2 separate regions of the Homo sapiens genome follow, and region 1 is linked to region 2. A link is a loop called in an ENCODE intact Hi-C map of the cell type or tissue named here. Cell type or tissue: Caco-2. All regions are shown on one strand. Links, peaks and the distances in the headings refer to the core of each region. The heading gives the core; the rest is flanking DNA. Region 1 overlaps TNFRSF19 (TNF receptor superfamily member 19). Region 2 overlaps TNFRSF19 (TNF receptor superfamily member 19).

What was found. Peaks named below come from ENCODE experiments on the same cell type or tissue, not always from the same donor. Only the 100,000 strongest peaks of a DNase experiment are listed, where the experiment ranks them.
Region 1: a loop joins it to region 2, with 6 times the contacts of the local background. A loop is called at or near these places in 5 of 110 quality-filtered maps.

What each region holds. Positions count from the first base shown.
Region 1 is chr13:23,593,874-23,604,363 of GRCh38, reverse strand. All of the region lies in intron 3 of TNFRSF19 (TNF receptor superfamily member 19), which reads right to left. Among named protein-coding and RNA genes, the nearest start is that of TNFRSF19, 29 kb to the right of the region's middle. In Caco-2, for the core only: no CTCF peak of the experiment used is centred there; DNase peaks (open chromatin) are centred at 4,543 and 4,833.
Region 2 is chr13:23,651,822-23,662,311 of GRCh38, reverse strand. TNFRSF19 (TNF receptor superfamily member 19) reads right to left here. Exons shown (of 10, transcript NM_148957.4): 6 at 3,098-3,262; 7 at 1,822-1,947. Among named protein-coding and RNA genes, the nearest start is that of TNFRSF19, 87 kb to the right of the region's middle. RefSeq lists enhancers at 7,517-7,656, 7,897-8,398. In Caco-2, for the core only: no CTCF peak of the experiment used is centred there; DNase peaks (open chromatin) are centred at 5,461 and 7,769.

The sequences.
Region 1 (10,490 bases), core at 860-8,859, 57 kb after region 2:
TAGTTCTTCTTTTATTTCTTTCATCAGAGTCTTGTAATTTTCCTCATAAAGATCTTGTACATATTTTGTTAGACTTATCCCTAGGTATTTTATTTTGGGGGGGGTGCTAATATAAATTATATTGTGTTTTTAATTTCAAATCCCACTTGTTCACTGACAGTATATATGAAAGTTACTGACTTTTGTACATTAACCAGGTATCTTGAAATATTACTATAATTGCTTATTCATTCCAGGAGTTTTTCTGTTAATTCTCTTGCATTTTCTACATAGATGATTATGCCATATGTGAACAAGGAGAAGTTTATTTCTTCCTTCCAAATCAGTTTACCTTTTATTTCTTTTTTTTTATTTTGTCTTGGTGCATGAGGTAGGATTTCTTGTATGATGCTGAAAATGAGTGGTGAAAGGGAACATCCTTGCCTTGTTCCTGATCTTAGTGGAAAGCTTCTAGTTTCCATCATTAAGTATGATATCAACTCTAGAGTTTTGGTTTTGTTGTGGTTGTTGTAGAAATTCTTTACCAAGTAGAGGAAATTCCTTTCCATTCCTAGTTTACTGAGAGGTTTTTGTTGTTGTTGTTGTTTAATCATGAATGGGTGTTAGATTTTTCAAATGCTTTTTGTGCACTTACTGCTATATGTGATTTTTTTCCCCTTTAGCCCACTGATGTGACATATTACATTAACTGAATTTCAAAGGCTGAACCAGCCTTGTGTATGTGGGATAAATCCCATTTTGTCACAGTGTGTGATTTTTTTAATATACATTGTTGGATTCAATTTGCTAATATTTTGTTGAGAATTTTTGTATCTTTGTTCATGAGAGATATTGGTCTATAGTTTCTTTGTAAAGTCTTTGGTTTAGGCATTAGGGTGATTTCTGGCCTCACAGAATGAGTTAGAAAGTATTTTCTCTGCTATATTCTGGAAGAAGTTGTGGATAATGAGTATAATTTCTTCTTCATTTTTGGTAGAATTCACCAGTAAATTCACTTTAACTTGGTGCTCTCTGTTTTGGAAGGTTATGAATTATTGATTCAATTTCTTCAGTCAATATAGGCCTATACAGACTGTGGATTTCTTCTTGTGTGAGCTTTGTCAGACTGCGTCTTTCAAGGAATTGATTCATTTCATCTAGGTTACCAAATGTGTGGGCACTGAGTTGTTCACAGCATTTCTAATGTTCCTATAGTGATGTCCATGCTTTCATTACTGATATTAGTACTTTGTGTCCTCTCCCTTATTTTCTAAGTTGGCCTAGTTAGAGGACCATCAGTTTTATTGAATTTTTTCAAAGAATCACCTTTTGGTGATTCTTCACTCTCTCCAGAGTTTCTGTTTTTAATTTCATTGATTTCTGCTTTAATAGTTATTTATTTTATTCTGCTTACTCTGAATTTAATTTGTTCTTCTTTTTCTAGTTTTATAAGGTATAAGCTTAGATCACCAATTTTGGCTCTTTCTTTTTTCTAATATGTGCCTTCAGTACCCCCTGAGCACTGGTTCACTGCATCCCACAAATTTTGACAAGTTCTGTTTTCATTTTCATTTAGTTCAAAATATTTTTAAATTTATCTTGCAATATCCTCTTTGACCCATGTGTTATTTAGAAGTGTGTTCTTAATCTCCAAGTATTTTAGAGTTTTCCAGCTATCTTTCTGTTATTGATTGCTAGTTTTATTCCATTGTGATCTGACAGCAGACACTATACGATTTCTATGCTTTTACCTTTGTTAAGGTGTGTTTTATGGCCCCATATGTGGTCTAGCTTGGTGAATTTTCCATGACAGCTTAAGAATAATGTGTCTTTTGCTGTTGCTGAATGAAGTTGTCTATAGGTGTCAGTTATATCCAGTTGATTGATGGTGTTGAGTCCAACTATGTCCATATTGACTTTCTGCCTGCTGAATCTGTCCATTTCTGATAGTGTTGAAGTCTCCAACTACAGTAGTGGATTTATCTATATCTCCTTGTAGTTCTATCAGTTTTTGTCCCACATGGTTTGATTCTCTGTTGCTAGGGGCATACCCATTAAAGATTATTATAATTTCTTAGACAATTAGCTCCCTTATGATTATATGATGTCCATCTTTATCCCTGACATCTGTCTTTGCTTTGAAGTCTGCTCTGTCTGAAATTAATATAGCTACTCCTGCTCTTCTGATTAGTGTTAGCATGGTATATATTTCTCCATCCACTTACTTTTCATCTATGTGTGTCTTCATATTTGAAGTGGGTTCTTGTAGACCACAGAGTTGGATCTTGTTTTTTGACCTGCTCTGATAATGTTTATAAATTGGTACATCAGATCACTGACACTGAAAATGATTATTGATATAGTTGGGCTAATAGTTACCATATATATTACTGTTTTCCATTTCTTGGCCTTCTTATTTGTTCTTATTTCTGTCTTCCACATTTTCCCTTTTGTAGTTTTAATTGAGCATTTTATGTGGTTTCATTTTATCTCCTTTCTTAGCATATCAGTTATACTTCTTTTTATACTTGTTTTAACGGTTGCCCTAGAGGTTGCACTATACATTTATAACCAGTCCAAGCCTCCTTTCAACTAACACTGTACTACTTCACAGATAGTGTGAATACCTTATAACAACAAAATAATTCTAATTCCTCCTCCTCACCCTTTGTATCATTGCTGTAATTAATTTCACTTATGTGTGTGTGTGTGTGTACACACAAGCATACTCAATCAAATACATTGTTTCTATTATTAGTTTGAACACACTATCATCTATTACATCAATTAAGAATAGGAAAATTAAAGTTTTTATTTTACCTTCACTTAGCACTTCTTTGATGCTCTTTTATGTAGATCCATGTTTCTGACCTATATTATTTTCCTTCTGTCTAAAGAACTTCTTTTAACATTTCTTACATGGCAGGTCTACTGGTAACAAATTCCCTCAATTGATTGAGAAAGTCTTTATTTGTCCTTAACTCTTGAAGGAAAATTTCTCAGGGTACAGAATTTTAGGTGCTATTTTCTCAATACTTTAAATGTTTCACTGCACTCTCTTCTGCCTTGCATGATTTCTGAGTAAAAGTCAGATGTCATTCTTATCTCTGCTCCTCTGTACATATGGCGTTTTTTTCCCTCTAGTTTCTTGGAGGGTTTTTTCTTTGTTTTTCTGCAATTTGCAAATGATATACTTGGTGTCATTTTTGGGCATTTATCTTGCTTGGTGTTCTCTGAGTTTCCTGGATCTGCAGTTTGGTGTCTGGCATTAACTTGGGAAAATTCTAAGTCATTATTGTTTCAAATATTTCTTCTGTTCCTTTCCCTGATTAGCATATTAAATCAGAATATTCATGATTAATGCTATTAGCATATTAATCATAGTTGTTCTTGATTCTCTCTGATAACTCCAAGATCCCTGCCAAGTCTGGTTCTGATGCTTGCATTGTCTCTTCAAATTGTATTTTTTGCCTTTTAGTATGCTTTGTACATTTTTGTCAAATGTCATACATGATACACTGGGTAGAAGGAGCTGCTATAAACAGGCCTTTAGTAATGTGGAGGTGAGATGTGAAGGAAAGGGCAGCTTTCCATAGTCCTGTGCAGGCCTGTGCCTCTGTACTGTAAGCTTCCCCAGTGCCTCTCCCTTAAATGGGAGAGAATGGCTGGAGCAGACTGAGTCAGTATTTCCCTTCCCCAGGTCAGTTAGGCTCTGATAAAACCCCAGCAGGTGAGCCTTTGGTGTATGTGTTTCTCTTGAGGGCAGTCCTTGTTAAGAAAAAGAGCACTCTAGCATATTTCAAAATGTTCCTTTTCTGCCTCCCCTGTCAGAAAAACAAGGGATTTTTTTGTTTTGTTTTGTTTTGATTTTGACATTTACTATGAAAATCGGTTTGAGTTCCTGGAAGTAAAACTCACAAAAGCATGGGAGGGTGCTCTATGAGTGGGTCCTCCTGGAGTTTTAACTCTCAGACTTTTCCAAACCTAGGCTACAGCAGGCTGTCAATAACAGTGCAGGTTTCCCACCCTGGTGCTGGCTCCAGGGGAGGCTTCTGCAGCAGTGTATTGTGATTCTCTGTAGCTGCCTGCGACCTCACTTCTCTTGCAGATCTAAGAGCTGCGGACTTTTCAGTTTGTTCAGCTTTTTACTTCCTGTTGGGATAGAGTGACAACCTCTAAATTCCTCATATATATGAAATCAGAAATGGAAAAATGATTTCTTAATCAACAAAAATATTAAGGCTAATAGGACTTTCATCTTATGGTCTGATTCTCCAAAAATTAACTTAAGGTTATATTCTGCAGATTCAAAGGATGAATATAAGACAGTAATTTCTTAGAAACTATTCACTCATGTCTCAGAATCTGTGAAGTTTCATTCAGATTTTCACTGAGATTTGGGAAAAGAAGAATGTTTGAGGAAAAGAAAATGTCATCATCTTTAAACGAAAATTAAAATTCTAAGCCCCCACCATCTGAATGGACCCCCCCTCTTGGCCAAGGACATTCCAAAGTTAACCTGAAAAACTAGTTCAGGACAGGATGGAAAGGGGGCGCCAGACATGCCTCATGGTACCCTCCTCCCTTCCGGAATTACTGATGGAACAGACTCTTTCAGTCTGATAAGAAAACACTTACAATCTATTCTCTCTGAAGTCTGCTACCTGGAGGCTTCATCTGCATGATAAAACCTTGGTCTCTAAAACCCCTTATCTTAACCCTTTCTATTGACATTCCTTTCTATTGACTCTAGGCATTCCTTTCTATTGACTCCAGGTCTTTAGATAATAACCAATAGCCAATCAGAAAATCCTGCAATCCACCTGTGACCTGGAATCCCCCTTCCCCTACCTGCTCCCCACTCCCAGTTGTCCTGCCTTTCCAGACTGAACCAATGTTGAGTAATGTCTTATGTCTCCCTAAATTGTATAAAACCAACTTGTAGCCCTACCACCTTGGACACATGCTGTCAGGATCTCTCGAGGGCTGTGTCATGGGCCACTGGTCACACATTTTTGGCTCAGAATAAATCTCTTCAAATATTTTACAGAGTTTCACTCTTTCCATCAGCAGTCTATTTTCCTCTTGGGCATGATGGCATTTTTAAATACTTTGTTCACTGATCCTAGATATGTCAACCTGTTAAAAATTAATCTTTTTACACCCCACACAGAAAAATCTATGTCTGAAAGTACTTGTTACTGTAATCAACAGGGGTTGAAAAATACCTGTTGAGATGCTACTGTTAATGAGATATCACACAGACTTTGAAGGTCAGTCAGTTTCAATCCAAATGTAAAGCCCAGGATACTAAAAGCCACCACTCATTTAACACAAAAGCCAGAGAGAAACGCTATCTATCAGAAGCCACTTGCAGAATGCATAATTCTTTGTTTCCTGCTGTTTATAGATCATTGATCAAAAATCTATGAATGACAAGACTCAACTGTAGATAATGGCAGTCTGTAGGGGAAAAGGACTTCTCTTTAAAAGTCCCTTTAAATAAAAAGAAAAATCTATTGTTCCTTTTCTAACAGAAAGGCTTTGATGTTTTATTTAAAACAAAACAATACATCACTTCTCCACAACTAGTAACATCTTCAAAAGATCAGCAAATAAAGCAAATGGATGTATAGCTCTGAACGTGCTCACAAGAAAAGGCAGGCTTCAAAACATCCAAGACTGTGAAATGTGTCCTGATATAACACACACTAACACACAGTTTCTTAGCACATAGTGGTTGAAATGAATATATTTAAAGTGCTCCTGGGAGTAACATACACTCACTGTGGTGAGATCAATAATAAGACACATACTGTCAAAGGAATGTTCAAAACCATGGTTTGGAAAATGCCTGCTATCTCAGAGCATCTTTATTTAAGACACTGGCAGGCTCTACTTCTTGACAAGTAATGCTGACATTCATTTTAAGAAAAAGAAGTCCCAGTAAGTAGTAGCATTCATGATTTCTGTTATCAATGATTTAGGGTTTATATATATATATAACTGTAAGTTCTGGGATACATGTGCAGAACGTGCAGGTTTGTTACATAGGTATAAATGTGCCATGGTGGTTTGCTGCACCCATCAATCCATCATCCACATTAGGTATTTCTCCTAATGCTATCCCTCCCCTTGTCGCCCACCCCATGACAGGGCCTGGTGTGTAATGTTCCCCTCCCTGTGTCCATGTGTTCTCATTGTTCAATGAGAATGGGAATGCTTCCAGCTTTTGCCCATTCACTATGATATTAGCTGTGGGTTTGTCATAAATAGCTCTTATTATTTCCAGATACATTCAATCAATACCTAGTTTATTGAGAGTTTTTAGCATGACGGGGTGAATTTTGTCAAAGGTCTTTTCTGCATCTACTGAGATAATCATGTGGTTTTTGTCATTGGTTCTGTTTATGTGATGGATTACATTTATTGTTTTGAGTATATTGAACCAGCCTTGCATCCTAGGGATGAAGCCGACTTGATTGTGGTGGATAAGCTTTTTGATGTGCTGCTGGATTCAGTTTGCCAGTATTTTATTGAGGATTTTCGCATTGATGTTCATCAGGGATATTGGCCTGAAATTTTCTTTTTTTGTTGTGTCTCTGCCAGGTTTTGATATCAGGATGATGCTGACCTCATAAAATGAGTTAGAGAGGAGTCCCTCTTTTTCTATTGATTGGAATAATTTCAGAAGGAATGGTACCAGCTCCTCTTTGTACCTCTGGTAGAATTCGGCTGTGAATCCATCTGGTCCTGAGCTTTTTTTGGTTGGTAGGCTATTAATTATTGCCTCAATTTCAGAACTTGTTATTGGTCTATTCAGGGATTTAACTTCTTCCTGGTTTAGTCTAGGGAGGGTGTATGTGTCCAGGAATTTATCAATTTCTTCTAGATTTTCTAATTTATTTGCATAGAGGTGTTTATAGTATTCTCTGATGGTAGTTTGTATTTCTGTGGGATCAGTGGTGATATCCCCTTTATCATTTTTTTATTGTTTCCATTTGATTCTTTTCTCTTTTCATCTTTATTAGTCTAGCTAGCGATCTATCTATTTTGTTAATCTTTTAAAAAAAACAGCTCCTGGATTAATTGATTTTTAAAGGGTTTTTTGGTGTCTCTATCTCCTTCAGTTCTGCTCTGATCTTAGTTGTTTCCTGTCTTCTGCTAGCTTTTGAATTTGTTTGCCCTTGCTTCTCTAGTTCTTTTAATTGTGATGTTAGGGTGTCAATTTTAGATCTTTTCCACTTTCTCCTGTGGGCATTTAGTGCTATAAACTTCCTTCTAAATGCTACTTTAGCTGTATCCCAGAGATTCTGGTACATTGTGTCTTTGTTCTCTTTGGTTTCAAATAACTTATTTATTTCTGCCTTAATTTTGTTATTTACCCAGTAGTCATTCAGGAGGTTGTTCAGTTTCCATGTAGTTGTGCGGCTTTGAGTGAGTTTCTCAATCCTGAGTTCTAATTTGATTGCACTGTGGTCTGAGAGACTGTTATGATTTCCATTCTTTTGCATTTGCTGAGGAGCATTTTACTTCCAAATATGTGGTCAATTTTAGAGTAAGTGCGATGTGGTGCTGAGAAGAATGTACATTCTGTTGATTAGGGGTGGAGAGTTCTGTAGATGTCTATTAGGTCCAATTGATCCAGAGCTGAGTTTGGTCCTGAATATCCTTGTTAATTTTCTGTCTCGTTGATCTGTCTAATATTGACAGTGGGGTGTTAAAGTCTCCCACTATTATTGTGTGGGAGTCCAGGTCTCTTTGTGTAGGTCTCTAAGAACTTGCTTTGTAAATCTGGGTGCTCCTGTATTGGGTGCATAAATATTTAGGATAGTTAGCCCTTCCATTCCTCTTGTTGCATTGATCCCTTATACCATTATGTAATTCCCTTGTCTTTTGCAATCTTTGTTGCTTTAAAGTCTTTTATCAGAGACTAGGATTGCAACCCCTGCTTTTTTTTGCTTTCCATTTGCTTAGTAAATATTCCTCCATCCCTTTATTTTGAGCCTATGTGTGTCTTTGCACGTGAGATGGATCTCCTGAATACTGCACACTGATGGGTCTTGACTCTTTATCCAATTTGCCAGTCTAATTGGTGTATTTAGCCCATTTACATTTAAGGTTAATATTGTTATATGTGAATTTGATCCTGTCATTATGATGCTAGCTGGTTATTTTGCCTGTTGATGCAGTTTCTTCATAGTGTCAATGGTCTTTACAATTTGGTATGTTTTTGTAGTGCCTGGTACCAGTTTTTCCTTTCCATATTCAGTGCTTCCTTCAGGAGCTCTTGTAAGGCAGGCCTGGTGGTGACAAAATCTCTCAGCATTTGCTTGTCTGTAAAGGAGTTTATTTCTCCGTCACTTATGAAGCTTAGTTTGGCTGGATATGAAATTCTGGGTTGAAAATTCTTTTCTTTAAGAATGTGGAATACTGGCCCCCACTCTCTTCTGGCTTGTAGGGTTTCTGCAGAGAGATCCACTGTTAGTCCGATGGGTTTCCCTTTGTGGGTAACCTGACCTTTCTCTCTGGCTGCCCTTAACATTTTTTCCTTTATTTCAACCTTTGTGAATCTGAAGATTATGTGTCTTGGGGTTGCTCGTCTTGAGGAGTATCTTTGTGGTGTTCTCTGTATTTCCTGAATTTGAATGTTGGCCTCTCTTGCTAGGTTGGGAAAGTTTTCCTGGATAATATCCTGAAGAGTGTTTTCCAACTTGGTTCCATTCTCCCCGTCACTTTCAGGGACACCAATAAAATGTAGGTTTGGTCTTTTCACATAGTCTCATATTTCTTGCAGGCTTTGTTTGTTCCTTTTCATTCTTTTTTCTCTAATCTTGTCTTCACGCTTTATTTCATTAAGTTGATTTTCAATCTCTGATATCCTTTCTTCTGCCTGATTGATTCAGCTATTGATACTTGTGTATGCTTCATGAAGTTCTTGTGCTGTGTTTTTCAGCTCCATCAGGTCATTTATGTTCTTCTCTAAACTGGTTATTCTAGTCAGCAATTCCTCTAACCTTTTTTCAAGATTCTTAGCTTCCTTGCATTGGGTTAGAACATGCTCCTTTAGCTTGGTGACGTTTGTTATTACCCACCTTCTGAAGCCTACTTCTGTCAATTTGTCAAACTCATTCTCTGCCAGTTTTGTTCTCTTGCTGGCAAGGAGTTGTGATCCTTTGGAGGAGAAGAGATGTTCTGGTTTTTGGAATTTTCAGCCTTTTTGCACTGGTTTTTCCTCATCTTTGTGGATTTATCTACCTTTAGTCTTTGATGCTGGTGACCTTTGGATGGGGTTTTTGTGTAGATGCCCTTTTTGTTGATGCTATTCCTTTCTGTGTGTTAGTTTTCCTACAAACAGTCAGGCCCTTTGCTTCAGGTCTGCTGGAGTTTGTTGGAGGTCCACTCCAGACCCTGTTTGCCTGGGTATCATTGGCAGAGGCTGCAGAACAGCAAAGACTGCTGCCTGTTCCTTCCTCTGGAAGCTTCGTCCCAAAGGGGCACCCACCAGATGCCAGCCAGAGCTCTCCTGTATGAGGTGTCTGGCGACCCCTGCTGGGAGGTGTCTCCCAATCGGGAGGCTGGGGGGTCAGCGACCCACTTGAGGAGGCAGTCTGTCCCTTAGCAGAGCTCGAGTGCTTTGCTGGGAGATCTGCTGCTTTCTTCAGAACTGGCAGGCAGGAACGTTTAAGTCTGCTGAAGCTGCACCCACAGCCACCCCTTCCCTGAAGTGCTCTGTTCCAGGGAGATGGGAGTTTATCTATAAGCCCCTCACTGGGGCTGCTGCCTTTCTTTCCCTTTCTTTCAGGGATGCCCTCCCCAGAGAGGAGGAATCTAGAAAGGCAGTCTGGCTACAGTGGCTTTGCCAAGCTGTGGCGGGATCCACCCAGTTTGAACTTCCAGGTGGCTTTGTTTACACTGTGAGGGGAAAACCACCTACTCAATCCTCAGTAATGGCAGACGCCCCTCCCCTCACCATGCTTGAGTGTCCCAGGTGGACTTCACACTGCTGTGCTGGCAGTGAGAATTTCAAGCCAGTGGATCTTAGCTTGCTGGGCTCCATGGGAGTTGGATCTGCTGAGCTAGACCATTTGTCTCCCTGGCTTCATCCCCCTTTCCAGGGGAGTGAATGGTTCTGTCTCGCTGGTGTTCCAGATGCCACTAGGGTATGAAAAAAAAACTCCTGCAGCTAGCTCAGTGTCTGCCCAAACAGCTGCCCAGTTTTGTGCTTAAAACTCAGGGCCCCAGTGGTGTAGGCACCTAAGGGAATCTCCTGGTCTGTGGGTTGCACAGACAATGGGAAAAGCGTAGTATCCGGGTTGGAGTGCACCATTACTCATGGCACAGTCCCTCAAGGCTTCCCTTGGTGAGGGGGAGGAGTACCCGGACCCCTTGCACTTCCCAGGTGAAGTGACACCCCATCCTGCTTTGGCTCACCCTCCATGGGCTGCACCCACTGTCTAACCAGTCCCAATGAGATGAGCTGGGTACCTCAGTTGGAAATGCAGAAAACA
Region 2 (10,490 bases), core at 1,625-9,624:
TTGACAAAAGCAATAGGGAGAGACTCCCTGTTCAATAAATCCTGGGATAACTGTCTAGCCATATGCCAAAGATTAAAACTGGACCCCTTCTTTACACCATATACAAAAATCAACTCAGATGGACTAAAGACTTACATGTAAAAACCAAAACTATAAAACCCTGGAAGAAAACCTAAGCAATACCATCCTGGACATAGGAATGGGCAAAGATTTCATGACAAAGACATCAAAAGCAATCACAACAAAAGCAAAAATTGACAAATGAGATCTAATTAAACTTAAGACCTTCTGCATAGCAAAAGAAACTATCATCAGAGTAAACAGACAACCTACAGAATGGGAGAAAATGTTTGCAAACTATGCATCTGATAAAGGTCTAATATACAGCATCTATAAGGAACTTAAATTTACAAGAGAAAAACAACCCCATCAAAAACTGGGCAAAGGACATGAACAGACACTTCTCAAAAGAAGACATACATGTGGCCAACAAGCATATGAAAAAAAGCTCAACAGCACTGATGATTAGAGAAATGCAAATGAAAACCACAAAGAGATACCATCTCACACCAGTCAGAATGACTATTATTAAAAAGTCAAAAAATAACATATGCTGGCAAGGTTGCAGAGTAAAGGGAATGCTTACACACTGTTGGTGGAAGTGTAAATTAGTTCAACCATTGTAGAAAGCAGTGTGGCAATTCCTCAAAGAGCTAAAAATAGAACTACCACCTGACTCAGCAATCCCATTACTGGGTTTATACCCAGAGGAATATAAATCACTCTACCATAAAGACACATGCACATGAATGTTCACTGCTGCACTATTCACAATAGCAAAGACATGGAATCAACCTAAATGCCTATCAATTACAGACTGGATAAAGAAAATGTGGCATATATACACCATGGAATACTATGCAGCCATAAAAAGGGATGAGATCGTGTCTTTTGTGGGAACATGGATGGAGCTGGAGGCCATTACCTCAGTAAACTAAGGCGGGAACAGAAAACCAAATACCACATGTTCTCACTTATAAGCAAGAGCTAAATGATGAGAACACATGAACACAAAGAAGGGAACAACACACAATGGGGTCTACTTGAGGGTGGAGTGTGGGAGGAGGGAGAGGAGCAGAAAAAGAAACTATTGGGTACTAGGCTTAAATAATTAAATAATCTGTAAAATAAACGTGTAACATCAGTTTACCTATATAACAAACCTGCACATGTACCCCCAAACCTAAAATAAAAGTTTTTAAAAAGTTGGTATTACCTTTGCCCCTATTTGCCCAAGTTAGAGACCAGTTTCCCTTTGAATTACTTTCCTAAACTTTCAATCTGTCAATAGTCCAAGGGGCAATTATGGTTTGTGTAAAACCTTGAAATGGACTTCTCAGCTCTCTCTTCTTTAAGAAATTCTAAAAATAGATATATTTTTATAATAGACATATTTTTAAAATAGGCATATTAGTGTTTGGTTTGAATCAACCAGACAGCAAAGGATATAAAGTCCTACTCTACCAAAGGTTACCGTGATTTTAAATAAACTGACTCAAAACAAGAAAGACAAACATGACCCAAAAGTTGCTGAAAAATTCTAGAATTTTAACGAGATGCTTATTTCCTTTTTAATGCTTAAGAGACTCGAAACACCCAAACCAACAGGAGATGGTGGAGAATAATTTAACAAGATTAGTTTTAACCAGAAGACTCAACACAGCCACCTCGCTGTGAGGTGAATAAACCAGGACCAATTCTTGCTGCTTCAGCTTCTGTGTACCTCCAGTCCTCCTAACGGCACTTCCCTGCTGAACTTACCGCAGGTCTGCACTGAGTCACGGCGGCACTGGCAGCAGGCTCTGTGGGCATATTCGTGGAGCTGAGGTCTGTCAAAACACGACAGCTCAGAGCCGTTGTACTGAATGTCCTGTGACCGCAGAGACCCTAAATGAGGGGTGAGAACTCTGTCAGGGAACACAGTCTCCTCTCTAGTGGACCTGTGCCATTCTAGCTTTTGTATTTTTAAAGAACAAATCAGCTATCCTTCCAATGTTTGATGACTTCTTCTTACATGGAAGCACAAACATGAAATAATTTGTTAAGAAAGTTCAAAATGTAGGGTACTAATGTTGCCATTACTGAGAATGATTTTTATTTTTGCCTAGTGGCGCAGGGACATCACAGCCTTGTAAGTCTCCTTACAAAGCTGTGCAACCTCAGTGAATTCTACAGATGACCCTTAAGCAACACGGGTTTGAACTGCGCAGGTCACTTATACACAGATTTTCTTCAGCCTCTGCCACGCTGAGACACCAAGGCCAACCCTCCTCCTCCTCCTCCTCAGCCCACTCAACATGAAGATGATGAGGATGAAGGCCTTTACAATGATCCGCTTCCACTTAATGAAGAGTAAATCTATTTTGTCTCCCTTATGATTCTCTTAGTAACATTTTCTTTTCTCTAGCTTACTTTAATGTAAGAATACAGGGCATAATACATATAATAGGCCGGTGCAGTGGCTCACATCTGTCATCTCAGCACTTTGGGAGGCCGAGGCAGGCGGATCACGAGGTCAGGAGTTCGAGACCAGCCTGGCCAACATGGTGAAACCCCGTTTCTACTAAAAATACAAAAATTATCCAGGCGTGGTGGCGGGCGCCTGTAGTCCCAGCTACTCCGGAGGCTGAGGCAGGAGAATCACTTGAATCCGGGAGGCAGAGGTTGCCATGAGCTGAAGTCACGCCACTGCCCTCCAGCCTGGGTGACAGAGCCAGACTCTGTCTCCAAAAAAACAAAAAAACAAAGAAACATATAATAAACAAGATGTATTAACCAACTGTTTATCAGTAAGGCTTCCCGTCAACAATAGGCTATTAGTAGTTAAGTTTTTGGGGAGTCAACACTGACGTGTGGATTCTTAACTGCTCTCCTAGCCCTCTGCTGTTCAGGGATCACCTGTGTTTCTTGTGCCCTGCGTTCTTTCACAACTCACTGGTGCTTGTCTCAGCCAAGTCTCTTGTGGAACACTTGCACGACAATAGTAATAAATGCCCTTCCCCTAAATGCTAAGAAATGTAATGAGCTCAAAACTTACAGCTGGGTTTCTTCTCCATAAACTGTCTCTTACAATAGATGACACAGAGGATGAGCAGGGCCAGCAGGACGGTGGCCAGAGCGCTGCAGATAACGGCAGCCAGCGCCGTGTCCCGTGGGCTGGAGGCCGTGGACGCGATCTTCACGAGGTTGACCTTGCTGGCACCTGAAACCACAGGAATGGGGTCAGCATGCTCTGAACAACTGCAGATGCAGTGTTTATGGCGAAGCTGGCAGGCACCCTTACCAGTGGCCTTCCCATGCTGTGAGAAAACTGGCATGAGATATTTAAAGATGGCTCAAGCACCCCCTCCACCCAGAAGATGTCTTTAATGGGACACCTTTACCCGGCACCCCACAATGTGCAGGGTGTCCCTCTCCTCTGTTCCCAGAGCGCTACGGACACACAATCCTCAACACATTGTGTTACTAGAATCTGCCTTCAGCTCCACCAGAGCAGAATTCTTTGTGAGCTGGGGGTCTGTCATCTTTACCTCTGGTTGCCCAGTACTTGGCATGTGGCAGGGAACTAATGTTTTGTACTTAATTGGAATTACACCATATTTTTAAGCAGACTGAATGCATGTATGCTTTTTGGGGCAACTTTAGGGGAAAACAAGGAGTTGGATCATCCAGAACCTTACAGTAGACCCCAGTTTTTGAGACAGTAAACATCTCTGAATGCCTTAGCTGTTAAACTACTGGAAAACATCTAAGTTTTGGAGAAAAGACTAATACTGTTATTACACTATGGAAAGGCCGGCATAGTCATGTGCTAAGAAAGTCAAGAAATAGATCTTATTTTAGAGGGCAGTACTGCTTTGTGGTTCAGGGCAGATTCTGAACCCCATGGCCTGGGTCAACCTCTACCTGTGTGACCTTGAGACACTGACTGGAATTTCAAGTTGCCATCTGTTCAAATGGAGGTAATAATAGTGACTGGCTCATGTGTTATGTAAAGTGTGTGGGACTGGCTGTGCTGTAGAATCATTAGCCACTGTAATGATGATGATAGTAATTACCATTTTAAAACTATCCTGAGGGTACCAGGATAAACAAACTCATTTAAATCAGAGATCTATATCTAGTGCAGTTAAACAGCATATCCTACTTAACTAACCCCAAAATAATGAGAGAAATGGATTTAAAAGGGGCATGAATCTACACAGAGGGGCAGTTACATTTTCTCTTTCCCAAGCAGATGCCCTGAGTGAGCTGAGGGGCCCTCACTCTGCTTCCCCGGCAGGTGCTGCTCACCACAGGAGCCTCCCCTCGACTGAAGATTACTCCAGGTAGAGGTATAATGTGTGCTTCACATGTCATTTCAGGTTGTCTAGGAACCACATTTAAAACGTAAAAGAGAGGCAAGGTGCGGTGGCTCATGCCTGTAATCCCAGCACTTTGGGAGGCTGAATTGAGAGGATCCCTTGAGCCTATGAAGCTGCAGTGAGCTGTGATCGCACCACTGCGCTCCAGCCTGGACGACAGAGCGAGACTCTGTCTCAAGAAAAAAAGAAGAAGAAGAAGAAGAAGAAACAGGTAAAATTAACTTTAGTCTATTTTACTTAGCCAATATATCTTAAATATTGCATTTCAATATGTATTCAATATAAAAATTATTTATGACATATTTTGCGTTCTCTATTTTGTATTAAAATTTTAAAATCCGGTGTGGTTTTAAAGACACAGCTCATCTGAATTCAGACTAGCCACACTTCAAATGCTCAGTAGCCACATGTGGCTAATGGCTATCATAATGGACACTGCAACTCTAGAGATTGAAGGTCTGTGTCTATATTTGTACAAGATGGCACCTAAACACAAGCCAATTTGTCATCTGGTGCCTTTCTCCTTCTCCCTGGCTACACACCCCTCACTCCCAATAAGATCGTATGACACCTGAGACTACAGCCCCAGAGAGAAACACTTGGGTTAATATTACTGAATCATAAAAACAGGATAGCAGGAACTATCATCTTGGAGCATGAGTCTTGGTATTTCCAGTCTCAGTGATTCTAGGCCACACATATAAAAGTCTCTTATTGCCATCTGGGAAGGCACACACACCATATGTTTTGGGCTTAGATGAATAAGGCTCATAATCCAATCATACATTTTAAAGGACATTTATTTGTAAACATGTTTAATATTCACAAAATATATTTCATCACTTCTAACTCTATAGAACACTATAATAAGCAAACGGCACACACTAAATGTTCATTATACAGCAAGCTAAAAAAAATTACAACCCTGACCTGATAGAGATTAAATCTAATCTGAAACAGCCTCTATCACTGGACAGAGTCACAAAAGGCCATATGAGCACAAGCACAGCTGTGCAAACACTGAAAATGCATAACTGGAGAGGAACTTGCATCCCACGCAAGTTGAAATAGCAGCCACAGAGAAGGGGAAGTGACTTGGAAATGAAAGCATTATCCATCTGGACCAAATGGTGAAGCTGTGGGAAGCTGTCATTTACATTGGTGAGGAAGGCGTTCACTTCAGAGGGAGAAGAGTCTCCTTAGCTTAAATTTTTGCTCAAATAACCCAGCCCTACACAATATGGGGTTTTGGCAATAGCTGTCGTAAAAATGAAGCTTAATACATGATTTGAGTGGAGGACTTCAAAGTTCTCAACTGTTGTAACCATTAAGCTCATCAATTGACACAAAACTGGATATTCAGAAAAATCCTGGTAAGAATAGGGATTTTGGGTTAAAGTAGTATCATAATTAGAGTCCTTTAAGTTCTTATTGTTTAAAATCCTTCTATAATACATTCGTCAACTTATTTTCCTTAATATAAAAGGAACTGTCTCTAACTTACAGATAGGTTAAAATGTCCCAAAAGTGGAGATTTTCTTCTTAATTTGGTGGTTTGTAACTCAGGATTTATGTTCTCTAAACGTGTCTTGTTAACACATATCTAATACTATAGGGCACAATACTGTAATGTCAATGATATATAGTTGCCACAGTAATATCAATTTTAAAGGAAAAGTACATCCAATATGCCCCTTCTCCACACATTTCCCCAGGCAGTGACATCTAAAGATGAACAAGAAAAATATACAAGTTTTACTTCTTGATTTTTGACACCTATATAACAACAGGCATCTTATTGATCCAAACACCCTCAGAGAGTGCTCATGGGAAGTAGGGCTCTGGAAACTGCCTTCTTGATTCTTGTTTATATGTATGAGTTTATGGTAACACTCAGAGCAAACATTCTTTTTTTCTAGGAAATGGGTTCGTCATTTTTAGTTCATCATTTTTAGCTTTGTCACATATAGCAATGCAGACATAAATAGGAGATTGAACTGAATATCATTTGATTTTAGAACAGCTCTAGAAACTAATTCTTTTTAGTTTCTAGTAAAAAAACTATTTTCTTATAATTCTTTATGACTTGAGCAGCAAAAAACAAAAACAAAAACAAAAACAAAACAAAACCAAAAATAAGGGGGGGGGGCAGATTTATACTAGCTATATAAAGTGGCTTCCACTCTATAAAGTTTTTGTTAATTGAGATATTGCTGATAATTCCTAAGAAAAGAACTTATCTACGCTAAAGGAAAAGGTATTGTTTTGCTAACCTGTGGCAATGATACTGAGATGAAAGATTCTTTCCACTCACATGCCTTGACTAAATGCCCCATTCTAGTTCACTAAGCAGACTGAATGCCAGCCAGGAATTCTGCCCGTATCTTATTAGGATTCCGAAAGTACTTCTGAAGAAGTGGAAATAGGAAGGTCCACATGCCTTGGAAAGTTTTTAACTTTTCTGGAATACAAAATATTTCTTACTCTAACCAATTAAGTTATTAAATTCCACCATAATGTTAGCACTACCCTTTAGCAATTTACTTCAGAGCAAGGATTGTTTTCTTTCAGCTTAAATTTTACCTACATTACATGGGTTCACTTTTATATTATGCATCTCCTTAGGAGTTCAACTCAACTGAACAATTATGTCCTGAGTGTCTATTACGAGTACGACATCCTACAAGGCATTAAAAAAGTTTGAGGAAAATCTGAATAGAAGAAAAGGAAATGGAGGTCTCCAGCAAAATCTGCCAAGTGTTTTTATAAAGTCCCATCTGAACTTCTTTGGAGTAGACCAAGGTGCAGAAATCCATATCCTCTCCCCACATTGCATCCCCTAAAGAGCTTCAAGCATAGCTGGAAAGCCTTGAAACACATCTATTGGAGAGACTTGTCACACTGGACAAAGGCAAGAGCAACTTCTCAGATGCTGCAAATGAGGAACCTATTTGCAAGCCACAGAGGTGGCTAAAACATGGACACTAGCTTCTGTAGACACAGCTTCTAACACACCTTCAGTGCCTCACCCTCCTCACTAGGTAAAGTGGTGAGCGTTCATTGATGAGCTTCATTTGATACCCAAGAAAATCAAGACCTTGAGTCACATGCTCAAGGTTACACAGCAAAGCAGAGGCAGCTTGAAAACTGGATTCAGGCCTTCTGAGCCCCTCTAGTAGACCGCACTGCTCCACAGATGCAGGTAGCTTCTGAGATCAAAACATTCTGTTGGGTAATGATAACCAAAGTACAGCTCATGTTTGTTTATGTAAGGGCCCTGCTCATTTCTGTGGGGAGAACTCAGCCAGGCCACAGAGCAGTCACAGGGCTTTCCAGACTGCAGAGCTGCCCCAGTGTGCATGGCAGCTGGTTCCGCAGGAGTTCACCTGCCCACAGAGATGTTCGGGGTCCTCCGCCTTCCCATTGGTCTTGGTGTCTGCATGACGGGCCACTGTGATCAGACGTGGGGGCAGTAAGCATGCTGAGCAACGTCTGGGTGTCCTGGGGCAGGGGCGGGGGGCATTCTGTGGAGGTGACTGCATCTGGAAAGGGCCCAAGTAGGGAGGGAAATGGGAAAGGATGTGCACAGGCAGTCACAGCTGGACTCCGCCTGGGCTTGCCAGGCTCCCTCCTCTGCCTTCTACTGCTACTCCCTACTTGCTTAACCTCTCCAACTTCCTACTATGCAATGTTTAAAAACCTGCTCAACAAAACATCCTTCTTCCTGGAGAATTTTCCTAACAAAGGGCCCCATTCAGGCGGGGCTGCTTGGGAGGAAGGGAACTGTTGTCCAAAACCTGGCTCTTGCCACTTTCCACCCTGGCCACAAACAAGACTTTTTTTCACAGCTCTTAATCTCAGTTTCCTCCCTGGGCAAGCTCCTCACGCAGACACCAAGACCCACTGAGGCAGAAGGGCCTGAACATTCTATTAGGGCAGGTGAGCTCCTGCAGAACCAGCTGCCAGGCACACTCCAATAGATCTGCTGCCCAGAAAGTCCCATGGCCACTGTGGCCTGGCTGTGCTCTCCCTGCAGAAATGAGCATGGCATTTACATGAAAGATGAAGTAGGATACTTGATTTCACTACTCTGAAATTTTCTTTCCAGTCTGATCTGCTCTCTTGAACTTCAGAGTCATGCATCTCACAGCCTACTTGGCACCTCCACATGGATAAAGATGCATCTCAACTCACCATGTCCAAAGCACGTGCCCCCAACTACAAGCAAATCCCTCAACACACTCCCTGCCCCTCCCACAGATCTTCCTCACCTGTCAGTGCCTCTGTCCACAATGCTCCCCTAGACTGCCGCAAGGACTGCACCTCAGCTGCTGGAGTCCTTCCGCAATGTCACCACCTCAGTGAGGCTTCCCACCAATCTATTTACAATTGCAGTTTCTCCCCAGCACTTCCTACCCACTGCCCTGCTTTCTCTTCCTTCACAGCACTGACGATCATCTGACATTTTGTATACTTTACTTGTTTGGTTCACTGTCATTCTCTCCCAAGGTAGGAGTTGGAGATCCCACCCTGCTTCTCAAACACACCCACCAGGCTCGTCGTTAAGCTAGGTCCAGCAAGAAGCCACACTGCAGCTGAGCCTGACCATATCCAGGTTAGAGTCAGTGGGGACGAAAGTGGGCAGAAGGGGTGTGGGTTATGTGTGGGTCAGCTTCACTTAGGGAGCCATTGCTTGACCTAGACTTGCCCCTCACTGTGAGCTGGGAGGTGAATGCAGCAGCCAAGCCTTGATCCTCTGTGGGAAGCAGATGTCTAAGGCTGGCTTAGCACAGGGGGCAGGAAGCTGGGCTCTGAGACATCCTGACGCAGAGCTGCTTTCCCAGGCTGAACTGCTAAATACGAGACAGAGAAACTTCTATCTTACTTAGGCCACGATATTTCTGGGTCTCTTTGTTACAGCAGCTTAGTATTTATCCTAGCCAATTACATCTCCCACAGAAAGGACAGGGAGTTTTGCTTGTATTTTTAACATCTATAAGGGTTCCTGGCACACAGCTGGTGCCTGATAAATATGTGTTAAATGACGGAATGAATGAATGTCTATGAAATAAAAGGAAAAATCCCAAGTATTCCAGAAAGATGACTTAATGGGGACTTGTCCAATCAATAAGATGAGATTATGCCAATGATGTGTTCATTGGTTGTCTAATAACCTTCCACCTTGGGCTATGTCGCTAATGACAATGCAGATGGAAACAGCTGGAGCAAAGAACAGTTTTGTTTGCATGCACTTAGTTTTTGCAATTAATCAGGCCATGCATGAGAGAGCAAGGGTGGCTCAGATATATATCAATAGAGAATCCATGTAGACCATTGACCACATCCTTGGAATGAATATCAAACAAAAACTTAGCCTTCTCTAGTCCATTTTAAGTAGCGCTTCATGGAGTCATCACAGAAGGATCTTATTATATGCCAAATGTAATCTTAGTTAACAATCTATATAAAATGATGACTGATTTATAATGAATGCCCAAAGAAGAAAACGGGAAGACCTTCAGGAGGTGAACCACTTCTTCCAACACAAGTGCTTTGGTACCAATTTCAGGAACTATCAGGTGAGCTGGATAATGGGGACAGTTAAGCATTCACATCATTTTACCAAATTAGTCGTATTAATCTGACATTTTTACTTACTCCCAACAGTAGACAGAGGTATGGAGAAAACAGTGAGTGCCTAGAGAGCAGTTAACCACAGGAACCTATATTTGTCTTTTGTACAAAAGTTAGCTGAATTATCATCAACACCATCACAGCTACCATATAACCACAAGTGCAGGGGCCAGCCCCTACATACCCACTTTCTGGGCGCTGTAATAACCCTGTGCAGAAAGGATCTCATAGATGGAGAAGTTGATATGTATCTGTACATACTTTTTAATGCCAAACAACCATTAGGTGGCTGGATCTAGATCTGAGCTCAGGTTAGTTTGACTCTTAAAACTTATGCTTTTTTTTTTTTTTTTTTTTTTTAGCATGTTATGTTCTTTCCAACCATTTAGAGTAAAAAAAAAAAAAAAAAAAAAGACTATAGTGTGAAGGATT